Regions from separate parts of the Homo sapiens genome. Here region 1 is linked to region 2. Evidence: read pairs that join two places in POLR2A ChIA-PET (ENCODE). Cell type or tissue: Caco-2. All regions are shown on one strand. Each heading gives the region's core, and the rest is flanking DNA. Links, peaks and the distances in the headings are about the cores only. Region 1 holds the start of LOC105372432 (a long non-coding RNA gene). Region 2 holds the start of FUT2 (fucosyltransferase 2 (H blood group)).

Region 1 (5,363 bases), core at 134-5,133, 110 kb before region 2:
GTGTCATAGAATGGCCCTGAACTCATGATGGGACATTCCTAGGCTCTGATGAAGATAGAGATATCCTGTAATGGAGATAATTGGGCTGAGTCCTCAGCTGTGATGGGGACAGTCCCGGGGTGTGGAGAGGACAGTGCTGGACCATGGTAGGGACAGTCTGGAAGGTACTGGCCTAGACAGCAACATAGGGATAGTCCTGGGGATTGAAAAAGACAACAATGGGATTTTTTTTTTTTTTTTAATTTCAGACCTGGTGAATAGGAAATAAGCCCTGATATTTGGCAGAGACAATGCTGGTTATAATGGGGAAAAGTGCTGGGCTTTGGATAGGGGACATTCCTGAGCTGTTTGGGACAGTACTTGGCTCTGCTGGGGACCAGTTCTGATAAGTTACAGGCACAATCTGGACTTGTGATGTGGAGCATCTTGGGCCATCATAGAACAGCCCTGGTCTGTGATGGGGGAGAGTCCTGGGCTATAAAGGGGGCAGTTCTAGACGTGATGGGGTCATGTGTGGGCTGTGACAAGGGCAGACTGCGGTATGATGGGGTCTCTCCGGGGCCGTGATATGGGGACAGTCCTGGAGTATGGAGGGCACTGCTGGGCTTTGACAGTGACACTCCTGGTCTTTGATGGTGATACTCCTGGGCTGTATGGGACATAATGGAGGTTCTATCACATTATAGAGACCTGCCCTGTGAACCCCCAAACGTACTTTATTTCTTTGTCTCGTCTTTTCTTTTTGACCGAGTCTTGCTCTGTTGCTCAGGCTGGAGTGCCGTGGCACGATCTCGGCTCACTGTAACCTCCGCCTCATGGGTTCAAGTGACTGTGGTGCCTCAGCCTCCCGAGTAGATGGGCTCAAGCGATCCACCTGCCTCAGATTACAGGCATGAGCCACCATGCTGGTCTTTTTTTTTTTTTTTTTTTTTTTTTTTTTTGAGAGACACTCTATCACTCATGCTGGAGTGTAGCAGTGTGATCGTAGCTCACCACAGCCTTGACCAGTAGGTCAAGGTGATCCTCCCACCTTAGCCTTCTGAGTAACTGGAATTACAGGTGTGTGCCACCATACCTGGCTAATTTTTAAATTGTTTGTAGAGACAGGGTCTTGCTATATTGCCCAGGCTGATCTTGAACTCCTGGCCTCATGCAGTCCTCCCACCTCTGTCTCCTAAAGTGCTGTGATTACAGGCATGAGCTACTGAGCCAGCTGCCTACTTTCTTTCTTTGTTTTTTTTCTTTTTAATTGAGACAGAGAGTCTTGCTCTGTCGCCCAGGCTGGAGTGCAGTGGCACCATCTCGGCTCACTGCAACCTCCGCCTCCTGGGTTTAAGCAATTCTCCTGCCTCAGCTTCCCAAGTTGCTGGGACTACAGGCGCCCGCCACCACACCCAGCTAACTTGTATTTTCTGTAGAGACAGGGTCTCCCTATGTTGCCCAGGCTGGTCTTGAACACCTGGCCTCAAGCTATCCTCCTGCCTCGGCCTCCCACAGTGCTGGGATTACAGGCGCGAGCCACTGCGTGTGGCCTCTTTCTATGATTAGATCTATTTTGGCATCTCTTGTTTCTTGGCGTCAATTTCTGTTTTTGTTTTTTTTTTTTTCTGTTTGTGCGCCCCTTTCTGTGTTTCTTTTTCTCATCCTTCCTCTTCCATCTCTTACTCTCTTTTTTTCATCTTGGCTCTGAGGGCAGCTCTCCTGCCCACAGGCTGGCTGTCGCACTGTGTTTGTGTCTCTCATACTGTGGGTGTCCTATCCCTCTGGGCAGAAGCATGGCTGCAAGGCTGAGCAGTCTAGATGTCGCCACCCAAAGGCAATCTGGGGACCCACGCTCTGATCACCCCGGAATCCCTGGAGCCTCACACCAGCAAGACCACGCTGCAGGCCCATCTCCCAGCAACTCACCTAGCGACAAGTGACCACGCCCATTCACGTCCATCTTCCAGAATCAGTGCCAACTCACCCAGCTCACAGGGCAGGCCAGGCCAGGCCACTCTGTCTCTCTCAACCTCACGCCCCAACGCCTCCCCACAGGGCTGGGGAAAGAGGCCTTGTGAGGTCAAAGGTCACCAGAGAGGGCCCAGCCTGCTGGACACAGCCAGACCTGCTCTTCCTACTCCCCTCTGGGAGGACCCGCCTGAGCCTCATGCAGTGAGGACTGCAGTGGCTCCCCAGGCCCCTGTAGCTGCCCCTCAGCCCCAGGGGCTGAAGGGAATTGGAGTCACTGCCAAAATGGGTTTGTATTTCAGGTAATCAGAGCCCAGTTGATCGAATACCTTCAGAGAATAAGCACCTGTACTCCTGGGTCTGGCGGAGGAGGGGCTGGGGAACTGGACTCCTGGGTCTGAGGGAGGAGGGGTGGGGCCTGTACTCCTGGATGTAAGGGAGGAGGGTCTGAGGCCTGGACTCCAGGGTCTGAGGGAGGAGGGGCTGGGGGCCCAGACTTCGGGTCTGAGGGAGGAGGCAGCTAGAGTCTGGACTCTTACTTAGGTCTGAGGGAGGCGGGCCTGGGGTCTGCACCCCTGAGCTCTGGGGGAGCAGGACCTGTCGGTCCTTGGTCTTCTAAGGCCTGTCAGCACTTGGGTACCCGGAGGCCTTCACTTACCTGTGTGCCTTCCCTGGTTGTTTTCTTGTCTGAGCTGATCTCCAGGCTGCGACCAAAGGTCTCTGGGGTGGGAGGCGCTTGCGTTTGACTTTGCCGCAGCATGGAGGAGGGGGCGGGAGCTGACTCAGCTCTTTCCAGCGAGCCCTCGTCAGGGCAGGGAGGGGACTTGGCCTCCTTCAGGACCACCTGCCCCGTCTAGAATGGACTGAAACTGGGACAGAACAGGCAGGCCAGTGGGACCTCCAAGTGCAGGAGGTGGCGAGCGAGCTGCCAGGGCCCCTGCTGTGCCCCACTCACCCCCTCTCTCACTTCTTTCTCCACCCAGATCTGGGCACGAAAGCTTCTCTCTGTCCCTTGGCTTCTGTGTGGTCCCAGAAGATATGCCTCCTCCAGTTTCAAGGTGAAAGGAGGGAACTCGATGCTTGGCTCTGAGAGAGGAGGGGGCTGGCAGCTGGTTTTGGGCATCTCCAAAAGGTCCACAGCCCAGAGATGGCAGTGAGTGGTGGTAGCTTAACAGCCTGCCATTGGGCCGCAGACAAGGGATGAAACTGCATGTCCCAGAATCCTCCAGGGTGACAGGTCCTTCTTCTCTATGGGTCTGAGGCCCAGGGCTTCATGGGAGTTGTAGTTTTTCAGCTGGGAGGTTGTGGCCAGATTCTAGGATACCCCTGTCTTTCCTCAGGCTGCAGACCTGCAGCTGGAAATGACACAGAAGCCTCATAAGAAGCCTGGCCCCGGCGAGCCCCTGGTGTTTGGGAAGACATTTACCGACCACATGCTGATGGTGGAATGGAATGACAAGGGCTGGGGCCAGCCCCGAATCCAGCCCTTCCAGAACCTCACGCTGCACCCAGCCTCCTCCAGCCTCCACTACTCCCTGCAGGTGGCATGGCGGCCGGCCTCTCTCCCTGTCCCTGTCTGCATCTCCTCCTCCTTGCTGTGTCTCTTGCCAGGTGTACCTCTCTTGGTTTGTTTGTTGTGTGTTTCTCCTTTCTGTGCATTCACCATTTGTTTTCTGAGGCCTTCCATGCTCCAGGCTCATGCTTGGTGATGCTGGGTTCCCCGAGATGAGCAGACCCGGTTCCTTCACTTGGAAAACCCCATGCTGTGGGCATAACTCAGTATGATCTGTGCTCTGATGGAGGCCCTGTGGAGGCCAGTAGAGACCCCCAGCCTCACTTGAAAGAAAGCATGGCTTCTTCTGGCATAGAGGGAAGCTTAGAGGGGGATGGTGGGAGAGGTGACAGGGTGATGGTAGGAAAGGGGACAGCCGGGGGGCTGGCGGGAGAGGGACAGCCAGGATGATCGCGGGAGAGGGGACAGCCATTGGGGGGGGAGATGGTGGGGGAGGGCACAGCCAGGGGGATGGCTGGAGAGGGGACAGCCAGGGGAGGGATGGCGGGAGAGGGGACAGTCAGGGGAGGGATGGCGGGAGAGGGGACAGCCAGGGGAGGGATGGCGGGAGAGGGGACAGCCAGGGGAGGGATGGCGGGAGAGGGGACAGCCAGGGGAGGGATGGCGGGAGAGGGGACAGCCAGGGGAGGCATGGTGGGAGAGGGGACAGCCAGGGGAGGGATGGCGGGAGACGGACAGCCGGGGGAGGGATGGCGGGAGACGGACAGCCGGGGGAGGGATGGCAGGAGAGGGACAGCCGGGGGAGGGATGGCGGGAGAGGGACAGCCGGGGAAGTGATGGTGGGAGAGGGCCAGCCGGGGGAGGGATGGCAGGAGAGGAGACAGCCCAGGGGGGATGGCGGGAGAGGGGACAGTTGGAGATGGCGGGAAGGGGGACAGTCGGTGGGGGATGGCAGGAGTGGAGACAGCCAATCCAAACCCCAAACGGGAGTAGAGCCTGGTACATTTGGGAGAAATTGCGGTGTTGGAGCATGGTTAAGGAGGCTGAAAATGTCAGGGCCATGGAGGAGCTGAGGGGCTGGGGCCTTGTCCAAGGGTGCTGGGAGCCACTGAGGGCTCTGAGGAAGGGAGGGGCAGGGCCATGTCTGGGTATAGTAAGAGCCCTCTCAGGCCATGTGGAGGGCAAGAGTTGCAGGCTAGGAAGCCGGGCTGGTGACCAGGTAGACCTTGGGCCTGTCCCCACATGGGGACCCAGGAGGAGGAGCGGCTTTGTGGCACCTGGTGAGCCTGAGATACTGTGAAGTTTCTAGGAGACAGATCCAGGAGGCATTTGGTTTTAGGACTTATAGCTGCGGCTGAAAGCAAGGTCTTCAGAAGGAAACTTTGGTTGAGACAAGATTTAAGTGAGCATCTTACAGCTCCAGTAACTGGTTAGCAGGTTGGCTGATTTTAGTCCTCCAGGGCACAGTTCTGTGGCATGAAGACTTTTATTCCATTCCTTTCTTTCCTTTCCCTCCCTCCCTCTGTTTTTTCCTTTCTTCCTTCCTTTCCAGAATTTTAAGGTTTTGTTTTTTCCCCTCTCCCCTCCCACTCTGGACATCTAAGCAACACCAGTCGATTCTGTACAGAGCACACACACCTCCAATCACAGCCAGACACTCCTGCCAGTACATAAGCGTGATGGGCAGGATTCCGCCTGCTGAGCCCCCAGGAAGCTGGTTACTTGGAGACCACCACACACTTCTCCCTTCAGCCCAGCACAGCAGTTGTCCTCTGGCTGGGGACCCAGTACTTTTTCTTCAGCTGAGTGAGAGCAGAGGAAGCCTGTGGCCCTGGCAGACAGAACGCACTGCTGTGATCCCGCGGGTCCAGGGGGCGGAAGGGGGAGGATGAGGGAGTAG
Region 2 (5,363 bases), core at 188-5,187:
AATGAAACAGACAGGGACCAGGCATGATGGCTCACACATGTAATGCTAGCACTTTGGGAGGCTGAGCTGGGAGGATTGCTTGAGTTCAGGAGTTCGAGATCAGCCTGGACCACATAGTGAGAACTTGTCTCTATTTTAGAGAAAATTAGGCCAGGCGCAGTGGCTCACGCCTGTAATTCCAGCACTTTGGGAGGCCAAGCGGGGGCGGATCACCTGAGGTCAGGAGTTTGAAAGCAGCCTGACCAACATGGAGAAACCCCGTCGCTACTAAAAATACAAAAATTAGCCAGGCGTGGTGGCACATGCCTGTAATCACAGCTACTCAGGAGGCTGAGGCAGGAGAACCACTTGAACCTGGGAGATGGAGGTTGTGGTGAGCTGCGATTGTGCCATTACACTACAGCTGCACTCCAGCCTGGGCGACAGAGTCAGGCTCTATCTTAAAAAAAAAGAAAAAAGAAAAGCAGAATGTTCTACACGGATGTCCCTGCCTCCTTGGTAGCTCCCTACCTCCTTACCCAGGAAGGAGGAAGGTGGCTGCTGAGTGGCCCAGAGCAGGAAGCTGGGCACTGACCTTGACTGGAGCCTGGAAGGAGAGAAGGAAGAGGTGGGGAGGCCTCACAGAGCAAGCTGCGCTATGAGATTGTGAATTTTTGAGGTTTGGCGAGATGCCCTGCACGGCATGATCAGGAACCTTTTATGTGCTGTGTGACTTTAACCCAGGGCTTTTACCTCTCTGTGTTTCATTGTCCTTGTCTGTCCATCAACAGGGGGTTGTGGGGAGGGATAAAAACAACACCTCCCCAGAGGTTTCAGTGAGCTGAGATCACACCATTGCACTCCAGCCTGCACAACACAGTGAGACTCCGTCTCAAAAAAAAAAAAAAAAAAAAAAAAGAGCCAGTGCAGTGGCTCATGCCTGTAATCCCAGCACTTTGGTAGGCTGAGGCGGGTGGATCACCTGAGGTCAGGAGTTCGAGACCAGCCTGACTAATATGGTGAAACCCCATTTCTACTAAATACAAAAAATTAGCCAGGCATGGTGGCTCATGACTGTAATCTCAGCTACTTGGGAGGCTGAGGAAGGAGAATCGCTTGAACCTGGGAGGCGGAGGTTGCAGTGAGCCGAGATTGTACCATTGCATGCCAGCCTGGGCAACAAGAGCAAAAATCCATCTCAAAAAGATACAACAACAACAACAAACCACACCTCCCTTAGGGCTGCGTGGGCACAAAGGGAAATGCTGTATTACATGGGCTGTCCCTGGTATTCAGAGCAGAATTTGTGCCCCAAACTCACACTTATGTCAGGCTTGAACCAAGCACCACTCCCATTCTGCCTGAAGGCATTATTTTTTTTGAATTGCTTTTTTTGTAGGGATGGTGGGGAGGGGGTCTTGCTATGTGGCCCACACTGATCTCAAACTCCTGGCCTCAGGAGGTCCTCTGTTCTCCTTCCTCAGCCTCCCAAAGTGCTGGGATTACAGGCATGAGACACCACACCTGGTCTATCTTACTGAGATTTTTTTTTTTTTTTTTTTTTTTGAGACGGAGTTTTGCTCTTGTTCCCCAGGCTGGAGTGCAATGGCACAATCTCGGCTCACCACAACCTCCGCCTCCCGGGTTCAAACGATTCTCCTGCCTCAGCCTCCCGAGTAGCTGGGATTACAGGCATGCACCACCACGCCTGGCTAATTTTGTATTTTTAGTAGAGACGGGGTTTCTCCATGTTGGCCAGACTGGTCTCGAACTCCTGACCTCAAGTGATCCGCCTGTCTCGGCCTCCCAAAGTGCTGGGATTACAGGCGTCAGCCACCACGTCCAGCCCCGTCCACGTCTTTCTATTGCGGCCCGGCTTCCTCCTCTCCCCTCTGTCCCCTACACCCAGCGCCGGCCCTGCCCCTTCCCAGCTCGCAGCCCCTTCAGGGCTCCCTATGCCTCTTAAGACACAATCCCAGTCTCTCGCCGGCCCCGCACACCCCTCCGGCTTTGTCACCAGCTGTTCCCGTGAAATAACCCAGCTCTCCGCTCACCCGGGGCCCCGTCCTGTCCCCCAGCTCTGAAAGCCTTTCTCTACCCCAACCGCCCCGTGCCCCGGGCAGCTCAGCACATCCGGCTCAGTCGCACCCCACTGCCTCGAGCTCGCTGTCTTCCTGCACCTCCCCGGGATTCCCGGATTCCCGGCATTATCACTTCCACCCTGGGGAGGAGAAGGGAGCTTCAGACAATAACGTAGGGCCATCACTTGGAAACCCCACCTTTATTCTCCGACCCAGAACAGAAGCGGTGATTCAGAGCGGGATTAGGGAGTGCAGGAGGGACGGAGCCGCCCTCCCTGGGCGACGGCAGGGCTCGGAGGTGAGACCAGCAGTTTGGGTTCCATGAAGCCTCTGAGGAGCCCCAGGGTGGAGGCAGGAAAGTCGGGTCACCACCAGCTGTGCGCGAGCCATCTGCACCATTACTGCCAGGGTGGTTCATAGAAACTGCTGAGGGGAAGGAGACAAGGAAGGACCTGGTGGCCCGGGGTGGAGAAGGGGAGGGAGCTGGTGGTTGGAGCTCTAGAAACAGATCCACCTGGAAGGAAGTGGGGAGGGAGCTAAGGAGGGCGGCTGGCTGGGGAGGGGGGTCCTGGCTGCCGAGGGAGGGACCCTCCTCTCCTGGAGGTCCTGAGTTGGGGGTGCCTCCCAGAGGGCACCAGGGACCCACGAGGGCACACAGGTCCACGTCCCAAATCCCTGCTCTCCGCCTGGGCGTGTGTGCAGAGGTGTGCGTGTTGTAGGGTGGGAGAGGAGCCCCCTCACCTTCTCTCACCTGGTCCTGCTGAAGGAAACCGGGACAGAGTGGTTGGGCAGGCACCTCAGTGTTCCCTCTGGGTCTCTCTTCACTCAGGGCCAAAGAAACCCTTCCAGCATCGGTGACTGGCAAACCCCGCCCAGGAGCTACAGGGCTTTCCAGAGCAGGTGTGGCTGGGCTGCGGGAGGGAGGTGAGCCCGTAGCCCCTCCTCCCTCCCCATTGCCGGCCACAAAGTCCATCTTGTTATCTACCCTTAGCTCCTCCACCTGCACCAGGCACCCCAAGCCTGGCCATAAGGGTGGGGGAGAGAGGCAGGACAAGGTCGCATCCCCCATCCGGGTCCCCGAGGGTCTTCCTTGGGGAACTGTTGTGATGCCCCAACAGAAAGGGGCCCCCACTCTGCTCCGCTCCTCCAGGCAGCCAGGAAGGCCTCCAGGAAGGCAGCATGGAGGCGGGGGACAGAGTCCTGCTAGGCCAGGCTCTCGCTGACTCTGAGTCCCCTCAGAGTCTTATATTTATTTATTAATTAATTATTAGTAGTATTACTTTTTGAGAGAGTTTTGCTCTTGTTGCCCAGGCTGGAGTGCAATGGCGTGATCTCAGCTCACTGCAACCGCCGCCTCACAAGTTCAAGGGATTCTCCTGCCTCAGCTTCCCAAAGTGCTGGGATTACAGACGTGAGCCACCTCGCCCTGCCTATTTCAAAAAAATTTTTAAATACAAATGGGCCCGGTGTGGTGACTCACACCTGTAATTCTAGCACTTTGGGAGGCCGAGGCAGGCGGATCAACTGAGGTCAGGAGTCAGAGACCAGCCTGGCCAACAAGGTGAAACCCCGTCCTTATAAGAATACAGAAATTAGCCATGGCCCAGCACAGTGGCTCATGCCTGTAATCCCAGCACTTTGGGAGGCCGAGGCAGGTGGATCACCTGAGGTCAGGAGTTTGAGACCAGTCTGGCCAACATGGTGAAACCCTGTCTCTACTAAAAATGCAAAAATCAGTGGGGCGTGGTGGCATGCACCTGTAATCCCAGCTACTTGGGAGGCTGAGGCAGGAGAATCGCTTGAACTTGGGAGGCGGAGGTTGCAGTAAACTGAGATTACACCATTGCACTCCAGCCTGGGAAACAAGAGCAAAACTCTGTCTCAAAAAAAAAAAAGATGGATGAGGAATTTTACTGAGAGAAGAGGCAGGCACCACCAGAGCTCCCAGCAGTCCTAACAGGAGGAAAGAGAAACCAGCAGCCACTCCCCAGCTTCAGCTAAGCAGCAGGAGGCTACCTACCAGCTACGGAGCTCCCTTCAAACAAACAAACAAAAAAATCAGATCAAGCTTCCCACTCTAACCACCAGTTTGCAGAAAACAGGAGGACAAAGTTCCCAGTGAAACGACACCATGAGGCAGCAATCAGCCCAGTCCAGAATGTGAGCCCGTCCACAGGACAAACGACCTGTTTCCCTGTGATTCAGCGACAAGGAAAAAAGAAACAGGGTGGGGCGGGGAAGTGGGGAGGTGAGCTGTCATAAAATATGCAAAACAGGCCAGGTGTGGTGGCTCACGCCTGTAATCCCAGCACTTTGGGAGGCTGAGTCGGGCGGATCACGAGGTCAGGAGATTGAGACCATCCTGGCTAATACAGTGAAACCCCGTCTCTACTAAAAATATATATAAAAAAAAAATTAGCCGGGCGTGGTGGTGGGTGCCTGTAGTCCCAGCTACTTGGGAGGCTGAGGCAGGAGAATGGCGTGAACCCCGGGGGCGGAGCTTGCAGTGAGCCGAGGTCACACCACTGCACTCCAGCCTGGGCGACAGAGCAAGACTCCCTCTCAAAAAAAAAAAAAAAAAAAAAACGCAAAACAGATTTGGGGCTCAGAGGCTTAGACTTTCCAACTCCATGAATGTCCCACAGATGTTCCAAAGTCATGGGAATGACCTGGGCGCAGTGGCTCATGCCTGCAATCCCAGCACTTTGGGAGGCCGAGGCAGGAGGATCACCTGAGGTCAGGAGTTTGAGACCAGCCTAGCCAACATTTTTTTTTAGTGAAACTCCATCTCTACTAAAAATACAAAATTAGCTGGGCATGGTGGTGCACGCCTGTAATCCCAGCTACTCAGGAGGCTAGGGGAGGAGAATTCCTTGAACCTGGGAGGCAGAGGTTGCAGTGAGCCGAGATGGTACCACTGCACTCCAGCCTGGGTGACAGAGCAAGACTCTGTCTCAAAAATAAAACAAAGTCCTGAGAATGCAGGACAAACCTTCATTGCGTAACTTTTATTGTCGCTGACCCCAGCCGCGTAAACGCTGTGGTAGCATCCTAGGACCTCCACTGTGACAACTAAAAACAACCCCCACAGATTCCCATAACTCCCCCAGGGGGACAGCACTCCGGAATTCAGGACTGTTGCCCTAAACCCTCTGTTTTCCATTTCAGCTTTCCCTTACTGGTGCACGCCCCCATGCTTGGCCACCACGGCCAATTTCAAGCTACCAATAAGAGATCATTGAACATGGAATTGGAAAGAAACGCACAGTAATACATTGTTCTATAGTAAGTCTTCTTACTATG

Evidence for each region. ChIA-PET counts read pairs that join two places held together with the same protein. Peaks named below come from ENCODE experiments on the same cell type or tissue, not always from the same donor. Only the 100,000 strongest peaks of a DNase experiment are listed, where the experiment ranks them.
Region 1: POLR2A ChIA-PET joins it to region 2 with 13 read pairs; 4 of 35 experiments call an interaction of 5 or more read pairs at or near these places.

The regions. Positions count from the first base shown.
Region 1 is chr19:48,804,645-48,810,007 of GRCh38, reverse strand. It overlaps BCAT2 (branched chain amino acid transaminase 2), which reads left to right. Exons shown (of 11, transcript NM_001190.4): 2 at 2,934-3,008; 3 at 3,291-3,491. LOC105372432 (a long non-coding RNA gene) reads right to left here and starts at 2,639. Exons shown (of 3, transcript XR_936017.4): 1 at 2,609-2,639; 2 at 1,909-2,039. RefSeq lists an enhancer at 2,845-3,516. In Caco-2, for the core only: no CTCF peak of the experiment used is centred there; DNase peaks (open chromatin) are centred at 1,967, 2,687 and 3,197; H3K4me3 peaks cover 1,337 bases.
Region 2 is chr19:48,693,528-48,698,890 of GRCh38, reverse strand. FUT2 (fucosyltransferase 2 (H blood group)) reads right to left here and starts at 2,920. Exons shown (of 2, transcript NM_000511.6): 1 at 2,802-2,920. RefSeq lists enhancers at 1,958-2,521, 3,086-3,649. In Caco-2, for the core only: no CTCF peak of the experiment used is centred there; DNase peaks (open chromatin) are centred at 2,960 and 4,240; H3K4me3 peaks cover 1,552 bases.